Linked DNA regions of Homo sapiens: all the other regions are linked to region 4. The links are chromatin contacts, found by Hi-C or POLR2A ChIA-PET in ENCODE. All regions are on one chromosome and are shown on one strand. Each heading gives the region's core, a stretch centred on a gene start or an enhancer-like site at or near the end of the contact. The rest is flanking DNA. Distances are from core to core; before and after follow the strand shown.

The links. Hi-C counts contacts between places; a loop is a spot of excess contacts on that map. ChIA-PET counts read pairs that join two places held with the same protein, here RNA polymerase II (POLR2A). Pooled maps may share reads with other maps.
Region 1: a pooled map shows a loop between it and region 4 (2.3-fold over the local background). The contact joins the promoter of PLXNA4-AS2 here to the promoter of PLXNA4 in region 4. A Hi-C loop is called at or near these places in 1 of 168 maps with a recorded cell type or tissue (sigmoid colon) and 6 of 50 pooled maps. POLR2A ChIA-PET finds 5 or more read pairs at or near these places in 1 of 52 experiments (HEK293).
Region 2: a map of cardiac septum shows a loop between it and region 4 (4-fold over the local background). The contact joins the enhancer-like site here to the promoter of PLXNA4 in region 4. A Hi-C loop is called at or near these places in 2 of 168 maps with a recorded cell type or tissue (cardiac septum and endothelial cell of umbilical vein) and 4 of 50 pooled maps.
Region 3: a loop to region 4 is called in a map of ascending aorta, with 3 times the contacts of the local background. The contact joins the enhancer-like site here to the promoter of PLXNA4 in region 4. A Hi-C loop is called at or near these places in 3 of 168 maps with a recorded cell type or tissue (ascending aorta, endothelial cell of umbilical vein and heart left ventricle) and 6 of 50 pooled maps.

The regions. Positions count from the first base shown.
Region 1 is chr7:132,258,441-132,262,226 of GRCh38, reverse strand. It overlaps PLXNA4-AS2 (PLXNA4 antisense RNA 2), which reads right to left and starts at 1,366. Exons shown (of 3, transcript NR_134565.1): 1 at 1,325-1,366; 2 at 659-866. The region is part of intron 4 of PLXNA4 (plexin A4); the gene reads left to right.
Region 2 is chr7:132,065,220-132,069,023 of GRCh38, reverse strand. No RefSeq gene overlaps it. Among named protein-coding and RNA genes, the nearest start is that of PLXNA4-AS2, 190 kb to the left of the region's middle. Within about 2 kb of position 2,168, at least 16 of the 41 ENCODE cell types and tissues checked have a DNase peak (open chromatin) inside an H3K27ac peak, as active enhancers do.
Region 3 is chr7:132,143,100-132,147,023 of GRCh38, reverse strand. It overlaps PLXNA4 (plexin A4), which reads left to right. Exons shown (of 32, transcript NM_020911.2): 28 at 324-514; 29 at 1,736-1,905. Among named protein-coding and RNA genes, the nearest start is that of PLXNA4-AS2, 120 kb to the left of the region's middle. Within about 2 kb of position 1,428, at least 2 of the 41 ENCODE cell types and tissues checked have a DNase peak (open chromatin) inside an H3K27ac peak, as active enhancers do.
Region 4 is chr7:132,574,445-132,577,947 of GRCh38, reverse strand. It overlaps PLXNA4 (plexin A4), which reads left to right and starts at 1,478. Exons shown (of 32, transcript NM_020911.2): 1 at 1,478-1,526. RefSeq lists enhancers at 1,039-2,016, 2,017-2,994.

The DNA of each region.
Region 1 (3,786 bases), core at 117-2,616, 320 kb after region 4:
CCCACCACCAAGCCGAGCCAGAATGATTTATTGATACAGTAAACGGATTTTTATAATTAAAATTGATTTTCAGTTTTAGCCTGGTCTGGAAGGGCTGGGTCAAGTTCAAGAAGGGAAAGGGGGGCAACCCGGGGAAAGGAAGGGAAATGTACTCTCAATTTCCCATATATCTTGGATTGTTAGAGCAGGAAGGAGCCTCTCATTTTACAGCTGAGAAAACGGCAGCCCTGAGAGGTTGATCTATTTGGTCAACCTCTGCTGGTGAAGTAAGGCAGAGCTGAGATTGGTTTTGGGTCTCCTGGATCTCTGAGATACACTCATTTCCCTGGGACTGTGTGTGTAGGTGCTCACAGAGCCACAGTATACTGTTGTGTAGGTTGGTCACTGCACAAGGACTCCTCACCAAGGGGCTGAGTAGGGGCTGAAATCTAGCCATGTCTTGTGCACTAGGGCAGAGTGGCTGCTACCCAGAGGATGTGCTCGGAGGCACCATCTGGAACTGTTTCTTTTAGTGGACTGCTCGAGGCTGGCCGGCAGCTGCCCGGGTCCTGAAGGGCTGTGCCCATCTGACCCACTCCCATCATTCAGTGCCTGGGGGCTATGCTGGGGATGTTTATTGACAGCCCCTGGTGGGCTTTGCTGCAGACAGTGGAAATACCTTGGGGTGTGGCTTGTCCAGCCTAGCATCATTCATCAGGCAGAGAACTGGTGACACTGGCAGCAGCAGACACTAATTGATAAATAGTGTGGTGTGTCTGCATTTTCACGCACAGATGGGCCTGGGCACATCTGGATTGCGCTGGTGCTTCTGGCACTCCCACATGTGCACACACTGCCCTTGTTCAGTCCCTGCAGGAAAAGCACAGCTAGGAGAGAGAAAGTGAGTTCGTGTCCGTTGCCAAATTTTACTGAGTAGCCTTTTTCTGTTCCAGCCCACTGCAGGCATCGCAGCCGCAGGACTCTGCATCCTTCCCAACCTTGGCTCTCCACATTGGGTCCCTCAGCCTTTGCAGCAGCCCCAGTACTGGTGGCAGTTCTGCTCCTTCCCCTTCTTCCATGTCCCCTGGGCATGTCAGATTTGGCCGTGTGAGAGCAAGGAAGGACATTTGAATGTAGGTGTATTCATTAAAGGAATGATAAAACAGTAGTATACTGCCTGTTTTCTAACTTACTATTTTTGAATAGACTATTTTTTAGAGCAGTTTTAGGTTCACAGCAAATTTGAGCAGAAAGAGGTCCTATAAACCCCCTGCCTCCTCCCACTGTCCACCACTATCAACATTCCCAACCAGAGTGGTCCCTTTGTTACAATCAATGAACCTACATTGACATATCATTATCATCCAGAGTCCACAGTCTTTGGTAGGGCTCACTCTGGGGTTGTACATCCTATGGGTTTGGACAAATGTGTAATGACAGGTATCCACCATTATGATATCATACAGAGGAGTTTCACTGCCCTAAAAATTCTCTGTGCTCTGCCCATTCATCCCTCTCCACTCCCACAACCCCGTCCAACCCCTGAAAACCACAGATCCTTTTTTTTTTTTTAATTTTTATTTTAGGTTCAACACATGTATGTGCAAGTTTGTTGCATGGGTAAATCGCGTGTCGCTGAAGTTTGGTGTACAAATGATCCCACCACCCAGGTAGTGAGCATAGTACCAGATAGACAGTTTTTCAACCCTCAGCCCCCTTTCATCCTCCCCACTCTAGTACTCCCTGGCGTCTGTTGTTCCCGTCTTTATCTTTATGTTCCCATGTGTACTCACTGTTTAGTTCTCACCTATTAGTGGGAACATACAGTATTTCATTCTCTGTTCCTGCATTAATTTGCTTAGGATAACGGCCTCCAGTTGCATCCACGTGGCTGTAAAAAGCATGATCTCATTCTTTATTATGAGTACATAGTACTCCACGGTATCTATATACCACATTTTCTTTATCCAGTCTTCCATTGATGGGCATCCAGGTTGACTCCATGTCTTTGCTATTGTGAGCAGTACTTCGATAAACATACGAGTGCAGGTCTTTTTGGTAGAACAATTTATTTTTCTTTGGGTTGATACCTAGTAATGGGATTGCTAGGTTGAATGGCAGTTCTGTTTTAAGTTCTTTGAGAACTCTCCAAACTGGTTTCCACAGGGGCTGAACTAATTTACACTCCCACCGATAGTGCATCAGTGTCCTTTTTCCTCCACAACCTCTCCATCTGTTATTTTTTGTCTTTTTAATAATAGCCTTTCTGACAGGTATGAGATTATATCTCATTGAACCACAGGTCTTTCTAGTGTCTCCATAGTTTTTGCCTTTTCCAGGTCATATAGTTGGAATCACACAATGTAGGCTTTTCAGATTGGCTTCTTTCATTTAATAATATGCATTTTAGGTTCCTCCATATCTCCTCATGGCTTGATAGCTCATTCCTTCTTAGAACTGAATAATATTCCATTGTCTGGATGTACCACACCATTTATTTATCCATCGCCTACTGAAGGGCACCTTGTTCGCTTCCAAGTGTTGGCAATTATGAATAACATTGCTATAAACATCTGTGTGCAGGTCTCATTTGGTGGGTAGTGGATGGACCGCCCCTCACTATAGAAGAACCAAGATGCACAAAGGCTTCAGTGAGTCCAGTCTGGCTGGAGGGCCTTGGGAATGCACACCTTATCCCACAGGTACCGAGCCCTGGAGGTTTGAAGGGAATACCATGGGCTGGTTTTCTTTTGCTTTTCTTTTTTCCTTTTTTCTTTTTTTTTTTTTTTTTTTTTTTTTTTTTTTTTTTTTGAGTTGGAGTTTTGCTCTTGTTGCCCAGGCTGGAGTGCAGTGACACCATCTTGGCTCACTGCAACCTCTGTCTCCTGGGTTCAAGTGATTATCCTGCCTCAGCCTCCCAAGTAGCTGGGATTACAGGTGCGTGCCACCACACCCAGCTAGATGGGCTGGTTTTCTAAGCCATGATCTCTGAGTGATATTCCCAGCTGTACTGAGAAATAAGTCTGAGCCTGCAGACTCTCTGTAGATGGAGGGTCCATCCAAGCTTTCTGTGCTATTCATTTAGGGTATCCTAAGAACTCTAAACCCTGAAGTGGCTCAATACTGTCTGCTAGGGATGGAGGAGGGACCTCTTTAGAAGCTAAGTCACCAAGAGATGTAAAGAATGCTCCTAGCTATTTGTTTTTGTAATTATGATTAGATTACCGTGGCACACAAGCAATAAATTAGGGCAACAGTACCAGTAAACACAGTTTAATGTTGCATCAAACCCTTTCATAAGTCATGTCTGATTATATTTAATGATGTTATTCTTATTATTTTTCTTCAAATTGGATGTAACTGGCAAACACATAGCATAAATATCTGCATTGAGTGGTTATATCCAATAAAAGTTTGGATTAGGCAACTAAGTTTTTACCCAACTCTGGGATTCTTTGGTCCTAGAATTAGGTTAGTGCAGCCAACCTACGCTTTCATAGTTATTTTTGTCTTCTTCCCAGGTGTTTTCCTGGATCTGGGGTCTGGATGGGTGTGGGTGGTTTCTCCAAGCATCACAAAAGGTCTAAGCATAGCTCCTACAGAATTGTGCACATGAGTGTCACAGGGTCACTGATCACAGGGGACAGGAAGGAGGAGAGTGGTGAGAAAAGAGAAAAGGCCAGCCCCAAAGGCAGGGGCTATGGTCAGGCAGGGTCTCCTGCTCCTGGAGTCATTGAGAACACAGGACTTTCACTTCTGCTCCTTGACTCTGCTCCCAAAAACAAGCCTGCAGCAGCCACTGCCAGC
Region 2 (3,804 bases), core at 919-3,418, 510 kb after region 4:
GACCACATCTTATTTTCTTAATATTTCTCAGCTCTCAGGAGAATATGTAGTATTGGTAGTTACCCAAACATTTGGACTGGAATACAGTAGATGAAGAAGAGGAAACATTTGCATGAGACTAATTTATGCTGGAGACAATCTAGGACCTTTTGATATGTTTTTTCTCTTTGAGGAATATCTGAATAGAAGTAACAGAAAAAGAACTGAAGGATGCTGAAGGATAAAGAAGACTCCAGAGGAACTTCTGCCTTCATAAATTCAGAATACTATCACTTGAAAAACGGAATGGATTAATTCCAGGAGATCAAACTAGGATTAATTGGTGGAAGGTATCAGGAGGGAGACATTGATCCAAAGTAAAGAAGAACGTTTTAATTATTAGAACTATTCAAGAAATGAAACAGGCTATCTGGTGAGAAGGAAGGGGGTGGGTTGGCACCCATCTTCCTGCATCTTAGACCCAAGGCTATGGGGCAACAATCAGAGGTGCTTGAAAGGAATTTCTGCAGTGGGAGGAATGTTTAAGTTCCCTTAAACATTGGGATTCAATGAACCTGGTAGATTTTGAGCTGTAGCAGGCTGCATTTCAGTTGCATACGATGAAGAGTATTCTCCCTGCAGAAGCAATAGGGCAAGGTGCTGAGAAAGTCTGAAATCTTCTTCATGTAGAAGTCTTTAGAAATGGGAAGAGGCAAAACAGGAATCCTTCTGGGAATATCTGGGTGTTTCATGGCCCACGTACAAGGTGGGGGGTACAGGTGCATAGGAACACCAAGAGTTCTGCCTCATTCTCACTCCCTTTGCAACACCCACTGTTACAAGGCAAAGGCATCATTTGGGAGAGCTGAGGAGCCAAAGACACGTTTTGTTCAATGGCTCTGATTTGCCCTTGTCCACACTTTGGCCGTGGTCTCTTCCCATGCATCTACCCAGGCCTGTGTCTCTGGTCCTGAGAGAACCTTCTGATCCTTCCACTGATCCCCAGACCAATCTGAATTCAGTGGCGAGCTCTGAATCAGCACAGAAAAATGGATGATTCTTGAGGAGGGAGAGAGGACGAGGGGGAGGCAGCCTGAGGTAGTGCTAAAATCGTGGGTCAGCCTCTGCATGGTCTGGGCTCCATGTCTAGCTCTGCCACTCACTAGGTATGTGGGACTTCACTGGCCTCAGTTCACTCATCTATAAAGAACATGAGGCCAGGCACAGTGGTTCACACCTGTAATCCTAGCACTTTGGGAAGCCAAGGCTGGCAGATCCCTTGAGGCCTGGAGTTCAAGACCAGCCTGGCCAACATAGTGAAACCCTGTATCTACTAAAAAGACCAAAAAAAATTAGCCAGGTGTAGTGGTGCAGCTATAGTCAGTCCCAGCTATTTGGGAGGATGAGGCAGGAGAATTGCTTGAACCTGGGAGGTGGAGGTTGCAGTGAGCTGAGATCACGCCACTGCACTCCAGCTTGAGTGACAGAGCAAGACTTTGTCTCAAAAACTAAAATAAAATAAAGGAGATGATACTGCTACTTAGCTCATATGACTGGTGTGAGCACAATATGAATTCCTATCCCAAAATAACAGCTAGGAGGTGAATGCCGTTCATAGTGAGTACTTGGTGAGTGGTCTGGTCCAGGACAGCCCTTGCATTCTGTCCTTGAAACTGACACCCACTGCCCTTGAAGGGGAAAAAGGAGAGCCATAGTATTCAAGGACAGCAGTAAGACCTCCATCAAGTGGCTGAAATGCTGTGTGTACAGGACCGTGCAGGGAGTGGCAACAGTTCAAACAAACCGAATTTTAAAGAAGAAACCAGAACAGGGAGTGATCGCAGGAAGACCAGAGCCAAATTTTCCCTGGGAATTGGGGGTGTCTGCATGCCATTTATTTGATGACTGTCCCTTGCCGAGGGGTCGCCTGGCTGCTCCACCGTGGGCGGCCGAGGAGGCTCCTGCTGGGCTCCACTCTGGCTGCTCTGAGGGCCCAATGCAGCCATCTCCCTGGGCTCTTTGCCAGTAACGGTTTTTCTCCTAAGAACTTTTAAGCACCTCCAAGACAGACTTTGTAACTCATATAATGGATGGGAGAGCTGAGACAGGCAGCTTCAACTTGCTCAAAGTCACAGCGTGAGTCTGCATTGGGCCTGAGGCCAGAACTTCCACTCCGCATGCTGTCCCGAGGTTCCCCCGCCAGGACCCTGCTCCCGTCTGCCTGTCTGCTTCACCGCCACCCCCAACATGCATTTCTCCAGTCTAATAAGGCTGCCCCTGCTCTTTGGCTCTGCTTACTTTAATATACACATAGATTACAGCTACATTAAAGGAGCCTGCAAATACCAAAGCAGAACTAAAGCAATTATTATAATGCAGCCTTAACAGCAGCTGTAATGAGACAGAATTAAAAATGTGCCAGCATAATCACAATTCACTGTTCCCAACGACCTTCCAGAACCGCTTTCATTTGGAAAGTAACATCCAGTCCTGAACTGTCAGATGGAAGGGAAAAATTCAATTGTGCCTCCCCGTGTGGCCAGGTCCCTGGCTACCAGTACTAGCTCTTCCATACAAAGGCATCTGTCCCCCTGGCCTGTGCTATGTGGTATTAGCCATTTGCTCAGTGGGGCACAGGGGGAAGGCTGGGTGCTCCTTTGATGGTACCAAGGCTGGCTTATTTCTCTCCTTCTTTGTCACTGGATCTGCCTGTTACACACTGGAGCGAATTCCAGTCTGATCCCCATGGTGCCTGGCTCATGGCATGCACTATGTGTTACAGACAATACCAGTTCACACTTAATATTATTTCCGCTGATCCCCACAATAACCCTGAAAGGCTGGCTCTATCATTTTCCCTATTTTATGACCAAATAAACAAAGACTTATGGAAGGTAAATAACCACTCAAAACCACACCTAGTGGGCAGAAAAGCCAGGACTCCAATCCCTGTCTTCAGACTCCAGACCACAAATTCTTATCCTGATTTTATGGAGCTGATATTCTAATAGAAGGAAAAGAGAAATCAATTTGAATTGGTCTTACATGACTTCATTTTGATGCAAGGGGCAAGGCAGGGGAGGGGAAAGTGGAGGGTGAAATGAGGGAAGGAGACAGAAAGCACAGCCTGCCTGGAGAGGCCATTCCTGCCAGTGAGTCATGGGCATCCACATAGCAGAAGCGTTTAATCATCTTTCTTTCTCTGGTTCAGAGGAGAGAACAGAAATAAGAAGGCAAAGTGCCCGGAAATGAAGGAGCCAGTGGGGGAGGATGTAGAGAAGGGAGGGGCTCCCCTCCCCGAGGATGCTCAGGAGGAAACACTCATACTCAGCGATTTTGCCCAGCCTGCCCCAAGACCAAACCAAGCCTCTGGTTCCTCCACCAAAGGCAAACCTGGCCATGCCCTTCAGAGCATGCTCAGTTCCCTCAAGAGGCAGAGATGGGGAAGTTCCCAGCACTTTATTAGCGCTTGCTTTGCCAGAATTGCCTTAACATCTCTCCATGTGAGATAGTTTCCATCTCACCCAGCTGGACCAGGAGCAGGCACAGGGAAGACAAGTGAGGAAGAGGAGACAGCTCCTCTATCTTCCTCCCAGCCAAGCTAGGCCGTGACTCTGGGCAGCCAGCCTTTCTTCTTCCCCAAGCTGCAGGCAGGTGGAACCCTACAGCACTGGTGCTGAGGGCGATGACCTGAGAATTCTGGCTCTAGAAGCCCCACAGCCTCGAATGCCTTCTGATGTGTTGCTCTAATGTTGGGAGGTCAGAATGTCTTTAACCAGCCAGCCTGGGCCTCCAGAGAGGGTCTTGAGCCCCAACCTTCAACAA
Region 3 (3,924 bases), core at 179-2,678, 430 kb after region 4:
GAACTCTTACAAGGAAAAGCATTAAAAAAGTACAGGCTTATATTTTTACAAATTGAATAATTAAGGGTTGACACGATGCAGAGTACAGGAAGAAGGGGGAGATCTGAGTGGGTAGAATTAGCCACAGATAGTTTCCTGGAGGTGGTGAGAAAGGCATCCCAGTTTCAGGGAATGCACCAAACCAAGGCAAGGTGACAGCACCGACCAATGGCAGGAATGATCAGACAGTCGTTGGCTTCTGCCGGAGCAAGGGATGCATGGTAAGTGATGGGCTAAGGCTGTGTGGCCTCACATATGTCGGGGGGTGATCCTTGCCTTGGCAGAAAACATGATCCGGTACACGGGCAGCCCCGACAGCCTCCGCTCACGGACACCTATGATCACTCCTGACCTGGAGAGTGGAGTCAAGATGTGGCACCTAGTGAAGAACCACGAGCACGGAGACCAGAAGGAGGGGGACCGGGGGAGCAAGATGGTGTCTGAAATCTACCTGACCCGACTCCTGGCCACTAAGGTATCAGACTTGAGAACTGGGTGCAGGGAGCCCAGAGGCTATGGAGAGGGACTTCATCAGCCCACAGAAATGCCAGAGTAGCCAGTACCCAGCATTCATGCTGGTGCCCACTCTATTACCCACCCCAGGAGGCACTGCTGACCATTCCCCGTACCGAACCTCAGAATCCTTCTCAATCCAGAACTCCAGGCAAACCCTGCCAATACATCAGTGTTGGCATGCAATCTGAAGATTTGTTTCTACCCCTTCTCCATGCCCTTCTGAAATACTGAGACTCTAACTGCCTCTTTTCACATTCTTCTGCCATGCCTTATAAAAGAATGATTTCTTCTCTGTGGTATCATCTACAATCTCAAGTTGGGGAAGTCGGGGCTCCATCACGACTTCCCAGGCACCATATCTTTTCTTTTTTTTTTTTTTTTTTTTTTTTGAGACAGAGTCTTGTTCTGTCACCCAGGCTGAAGTGCAGTGGTGCAATCTCTGCTCACTGCAACCTCCTCCTCCCAGGTTCAAACAATCCTCCTGCCTCCCAAGTAGCTGAAACTACAAGCATGCACCACCACGCCTGGCTAATTTTTTTTTTTTTTTTTTTTTGTATTTTTAGTAGAGGTGGGGTTTCACCATGTTGGCCAGGCTGGTCTTAAACTCCTGGCCTCAAATGATCCGTCCGCCTCAGCCTCCCAGAAGTTGGGATTACAGGCATGAGCCACCGTGTCTGGCCTCCGGCACCATTTCTAATCCTGGTTCTGGGGACGTTGCTTGCCTGCAGTGCTAGTCTTTCACTCCTGAGACTGGGCTCAGCTCTGCTCTCTGCAGAGCCAAGTGAGTCACTGTTCATTAGCCAGTGTGAGTAATGCCCAAACAAAGCCAGCAGATTGTGTTTGTCTGCTCTGACCAAGTGAGTGTTCATTAGCATTTGTGAAAAGTGCTAAAATAACACCGCCAGAGGGTGTTCAACCAAACCGTGTTGTTGGCAGAGGAAGCCTTACGTAGGTCCAGTCATCAGTGTTATATCTCTTTTCCATGTGCAGGGGAAATTTAAAGCTGTTAGAGACAGATGAAATGGGAAAAAATGATTTAATGCATGGACTTACCCAATTTTACCCAAGTAGGGTGGGCTGTATACCATCCTCCCCTGCCTAGGTCTGTGAGGCAGGTTTTAAAAGCCATCCTCAGAACTACGTGAGTCGAGCTGTGTCTGGACGTATCCTGCCTCTCCAGGGCACACTGCAGAAGTTTGTGGATGACCTCTTTGAGACCATCTTCAGCACGGCACACCGTGGCTCTGCCCTGCCCCTGGCCATCAAGTACATGTTTGACTTCCTGGATGAGCAGGCTGATAAACATGGCATTCATGACCCGCACGTCCGCCATACCTGGAAGAGCAATTGGTGAGTGAAGGGAGGGCAGGGGGCACATCGGGAGCCCTGAGCCCACCCAGCCTCAAGTTAATGGTGGTGGGACTCTGGGCCTCCAGGAGAAGGGCTGGCCAGAGCCTGTTTTCATCAGCAGGGACTCTGAGCAGGCACATTCTCTGGTCCTCCCCATCCACTCTTCCTAGATTTTTGTGCTCACTCCCTCTCTTACTTCCCTCTAGTCAAATCTGTCTGTGCATCTTTCTTTCCTATCACTTAGTCAGTTAACAAACATTTATTGAACCAGCTGAAGAAGCAAGAAAAATATGCCAAATGTCACGGCCAGGACACTCTCCCATCCAAGTACCTCCTGGGTGCCTGTGATTATGCTAGACACGGGGCTAATCAGACATGGCCCCTGCCCTCAATGAACTGACAGATGAGGGTGAGAGGCAAGGAAGTCTGCTGGTGTGGGACAAATGCTATGGAAGATGGAGGATGTGTCGTGTGCAACCAGATCTTAGAAGGGCAATGTCTAACAGTGACTTGCAAGCAGTTTTGAAACACACTTAGGAACCAGCCAGGTGAACAAAGGGCATTCCTATTCTATTCAAGCAATTGCTCTCTTCTCTTTTCCAAGCTCTGTGTGGTGAAGAGACCTGCCCTTAACCACTATGTCTTCCTTTGAGACAACAGGATTCTCCAAGTACTAATTGACACTCTAGGTGTTCTCCCCTATGATCCCCTCTCTCCTTTTAACATGGATCATCCTTCCTTTCACTTGTGAGTAATTTGTATTTCAGGTTGAAATTTCAAGATCGCACATCAGTATTCAGCACTTAGTACGGAAGCTTGCATAAAGCTGGGTCTCAATAATTATTGATGAGATGCAGAGCCAAGGTGGTCTCTGGTTGAGAGCTCTACCTGAGGCAAAGCTGGCTTATCCTTTGTCCCATTGCTTCCAGAACTGCCTCCCTGTAGCTTTTCCAGATCTTCTTCCCCAGATCATTCTTCTGAGGCAGTGTGGGCCTGTTGCCCGCACCAACAACTGCTAGGATGGGCAAAGCATTAGGGCTCAGCGAAGCACCCTGGCACCTAGCCCTGGGCCCCAAAGCAATGCACAGATGAAGGCAGAAGTCAGGCTTTGGTACCAAAACTGTATTCAATGTAGTATACTCTGGCTCCTCATCCTCTTCACCGGGAGAAGAGACTATCCCTGCTGAATATGAAAAACCAGGTAGGAACCAAGGTTGAGACCACAGAACCAAAGCATGGGGTTTGCTCCCATATTAACTCCTAGTGAGAGAAGACCTTCGTTCTGGGGTTCTTCCAACCTTTCTGAAATAAGACTCAAAAATCTAGATTGCTCACTCAGTGTAGCAAAACTTTGTGATGCGATTTCCTCCTTTTAAAGCTGTGCTGGGTCTGATATCTCCCAGGACCTGCCTTTAGGTAAGATGCGTTTAACTCTTCTAGACTTTGTGGCGTGACTACTGGGAGCTGTTCAGTGGGGCATGTCCCCAGCCTACCAATCTGCTTCTGTTAGTGAGTCTTCCTACTTACTGCCTCCATTGAATGTTAGCAGCCTTCAGGAAATTTTTAAAAAAAAATGCTCTGCCCAGAACTTCTCTCGGTCCTAGCTGGAGAAAGTTGGGTCTTTCTAAACATTTCTACCTGCTTTTAGTAGCACAGTGCAAGAATATCACCTACAATGGTATCTAAACCATTTGTTTTCACCCCATCCCTCCTGCTGGGGCAAGGCCACCTCCAGGGGTGCCATAATGTCCTTGGAGTGGAGCCAAATCTTCTTGGATGCCAGCTCTTCCAAGTACTCAGGTCTGAGCAAAGGAAATCCCAGAAAGTAGACAGTTTCCCCCAACCCTGAGGACACTTTCCCCCAACCCTGACTTGATCTATTGCTATGCTGAGGAAGACACAGTCTGGGAATTTTAAGATCTGCATATTGACTTGGAGTTAATTGTCTCTGATGGAAAAGTGATTATTTTTTTATTCCTGGCCCAAGGTGTAACCCACCCTCTCCCCACCCCCTTCTTC
Region 4 (3,503 bases), core at 229-2,728:
TGGGGCACTGGCCACTCATGTTCTCTCGTGCGGGCCTTGTGCCCTCAGTGTCCTCGGCCTCCTTGGGTGCCATGTGGGGGTGACTTGGTGGGGTGTTGGGAGGGGTTCTGACTAGCAATGGGTGTATGCCTCAGAGTCAGTGTGCGCTTGTGTCAGCTCTGAGCACCTGAGGGTCCCTCCGACGGCCAGCGCCCAGAGCTGCAAATTCCGAGGCGGCTGAGCGCCTCCCTCTGAGCGCGCGCCGTGCGCTCCGGTCACCCATGTATGCCCCTCTCTCCGCCCCACATCGCCACCGCCAGGGTAGCTCCGTGCGGGCCGAGGGGACCCAGGGGGGTGTCGGCAAACGTTGGTGCGGAGGAGAGCCGGCAAGCCGGGCGGCGGCGGGTGGGAGCATGTAGGGAGGCGCCCCCTGCCCCCTCTGCCGGCCGCTCTCCCTCGCTCTAGATGTCAGCCGCGAGCTCCGAGCCAGCGAGAGCGAGCCAGAGAGGGAGCGGCGGCGGGCGGCGGGCGGCAGGGAGGAGAGGAGGCGAGGCGAGGGAGGGAGGAAGGGAAGCAGGGAGGGCGGGAGGGAGGAGAGGAGGACCCAGAGAGCGCCAGGCAGCTGGAGTTTTTGCAGCGCTTGGCCGGGCTTCAATGCACAGCAGCAGCGAGCCGCGGCGGCAGCAGGCAGCCCGGGAGCTCCGGCGGCGGCCGAGCCAGCGGCGGCCCCGCTCCCTGCCCCCTGCAAACTTTGCGAGCAGCCCGCCCGGGGGGCCGGGGGCGCGCCCGGGAGGCCCGGCTCGGCCCGCGGCCGAGCTCTCCGCCGCCGCAGCGCCAGCCGCCGCAGCCACCACCGCCGCAGCCCCGCGCCTCCCCGGGGAGCAGCCGGCGGCTCCCGCGGCCCCCCAGCCCCGGCCCCAGGGCACTGCCCGGCGAGTGTCTCGGCAAGGGTGGGGGCTGCCGCGGCGCGGCCGGCCGCGGGCTGCCGGGGGGCGGCCGCCGCTACCCAGAGAGGCGCGCAGAGGCGCCGAGAGCGCTCCCCGGCGGGTCCCCCGCGCACTCGCCGCGCCCGGGCAGCGGCCCGACCGGGCGAGCATGGGCGGCGCGGAGTGACGCCGCTGTGCCCGCTTGGCATCAAGGACATTCAGCCCGCGGGGGTGGGGACGAAGGGGGGCAGCCCGGCGTCGCCACCGCAGCCCCCGAGAGCCGCCGCCGCTGCTCGGGCTCCGGGGCTGGGTGGAGGAAAGGGGTGTTCGGAATCGATCCCCATTTTCCGACCTTTTTGTTGGACATTACGCCCACCTTGGACGCCGCAAGAGAAGCTGTCAAGCCCCGCAGGCTCTGATTCGGCGCCCTCCGCGTTCCTCGGCTGCTCCCGGCTTCCCTGTGCCTCGGTGGAGTATTTGCGTTCGGGGCTGGGGCTGGAGGAGGCAGCCACACGCGCGCACACGCACACGTTCAGAGGAGGGCGAGAGGCAGCGGCATAGGCTCCATCTGCAGTGTCAATGCGGCGCTCCCGCTGAAGGAGGGAAACGCGGCGCGTCCAGGTAAGGAGCCGGCCCGCCGGGGAGTGGGGCCGGGCGGGCGGCGAGGGCAGCAAGGTCGGACAGACCTGGGCCGACCCGGGAGTCCTCAGTGTCCCGGAGCCAGCCCGCGGCACACGCACACGCACACACGCAGGCACACACACAGATCCACACCGGCACACACGGCGCTCGCGCACCTGCCCACGTCCCACCTGGACGCCCGCGGAGGTGCAGCGGCCGGAGCAGGGATTTCCCGGGTGTGTTCTCCTCTCACGCTCCTGGACTCAGACTTCTCTTTCCCGGGACTTTCGGGGTGGGATTCTGTGTATTCCCGGCTCTGCCTCCCACCCGGGGAGGTTGAGGGAGCAATTTTTCAGCTCCCAGCCCCTTTCGTCCCTAGCTGGGCTTTAAAATGGGAGAAGTCCTGAGAGGTTTCCGGAGACCTACCCAGTGTCATCGCGGCCCCGTGGCCTTTGGACACCCTGGGATTTCAACGGGAGACAGACCCACAGATATTCGGACGCATATTTGGAGAGAGTGGTGGCCCAGCGCCCGGGGAGGAGGCCAGATAGGCGGTTGGGGCTGCAGTTCTGTAGGGCGGCGCATATGAAACAGACACTGCGTTTCCCCAGTAAGAGGCAGCACAAACGCCTTTCTGAAGCGTGGCACTGCTTCCCCGGGAATGCGCCGAGATTTCAGGCAGAAAGCGGCTTAAAGCATCGCCGCGTATGTTGCTTGTCTAGGGAAGGTACGGGGGTCAGATCCTCCTTAAAAGGTAAGACCTTATTCACAGCCTCAGTGCCTGCTTAGCAGCAAGCAGACAGGACTTGGAGACACAGGACTTGGGTCCCCTCTCACCTCCCTACCCTCCCTGGGCACATGGGGCTGCCTTCCCCGGTGCCTCCGGCTGGCGAACACCTGTCACATGCCTTTCGTGGTGTGTGTCTGAGAAAGAGAACTAGAAGGGGGAAGCACGAGGGATATAGTCCTCCAAAAGAGGAGGCTCCCCTCCCTCACGACCGTGGCGGCACTGCCCACCGGAGAAGGCAAGGCATTCGTGGGTCTGCCAGCGTCCCCCAGAGCCCAAGCCTGCTCCGATTGTAGAATCACTCCCCAGACGCCCGTGCTTTAAGGTCCTATTTCCCGAAAGCATTTTCATTCTTGTTCTCTCTGGCTGGAATTTCACAGGCTGCTCATTTTAACTTTTTCTGGAGGAGGTAGGAAGTGGCTGGGGTTCTAAGAGGCTTTTCCATAGTTCCCTTCTTGGGGTCTAAGAGCAACTAATTTAGGGTCTCAGTTGTCATAGGGAGAAGAACATGAGATCCAAATCAAATTCGGAATTGAATATATATGTACAAGCTCCTGTGTTTCTGGTGCTGTCACTTTGAGGTAGCTTTCTAGGCAACATGATCATATCATTTTCCCACAAAACTGAATAAGCTTGTACCCTCTGTCCAAGATCATGTGTTCAGAGTATCCCACAGACCCACCAGTGGAAAAAATATGTTAGGAGCCTTACAGAACATGATGGAAGAGGAGCAAACATTCTTTTGAACAAGGAGGCCTCAGTGCTAGGCTCAGAATTTGGGTTGTTTTTGTAAATCCTGAAGATAGGGGCTGAATGAAAGGGCTTTTTCAGCACCCTGACTCCGCTATTTCCAAACTTTTTTCAGCTCCTGCAAAGGTCTCTGGCTAGGCTGGGGAGAAGCGCAGACACCCCGGGAGGGAGATTGTATTCCCGCTGTGTGCTGTGTGAGCTGCCCTTTGATTGATTGAAAAGCATAGATGGAATAAAGCAAATCTCTCACAATGGAGAGACCCCAGTAGGGGGAAGAAACCTTATTTGCTTTTTAAGAATGGTGGGCGTGTGCACACACACACCCAATATATATACACACATGCGTTCTCAGAGTCTGGCTAAATGTGGTCAGCTCCCCGCCCCCGCCATGTGTGACAATGGGGTCCACCTCTGTCTTCCGGGCTGTGGAAGAAATGGAA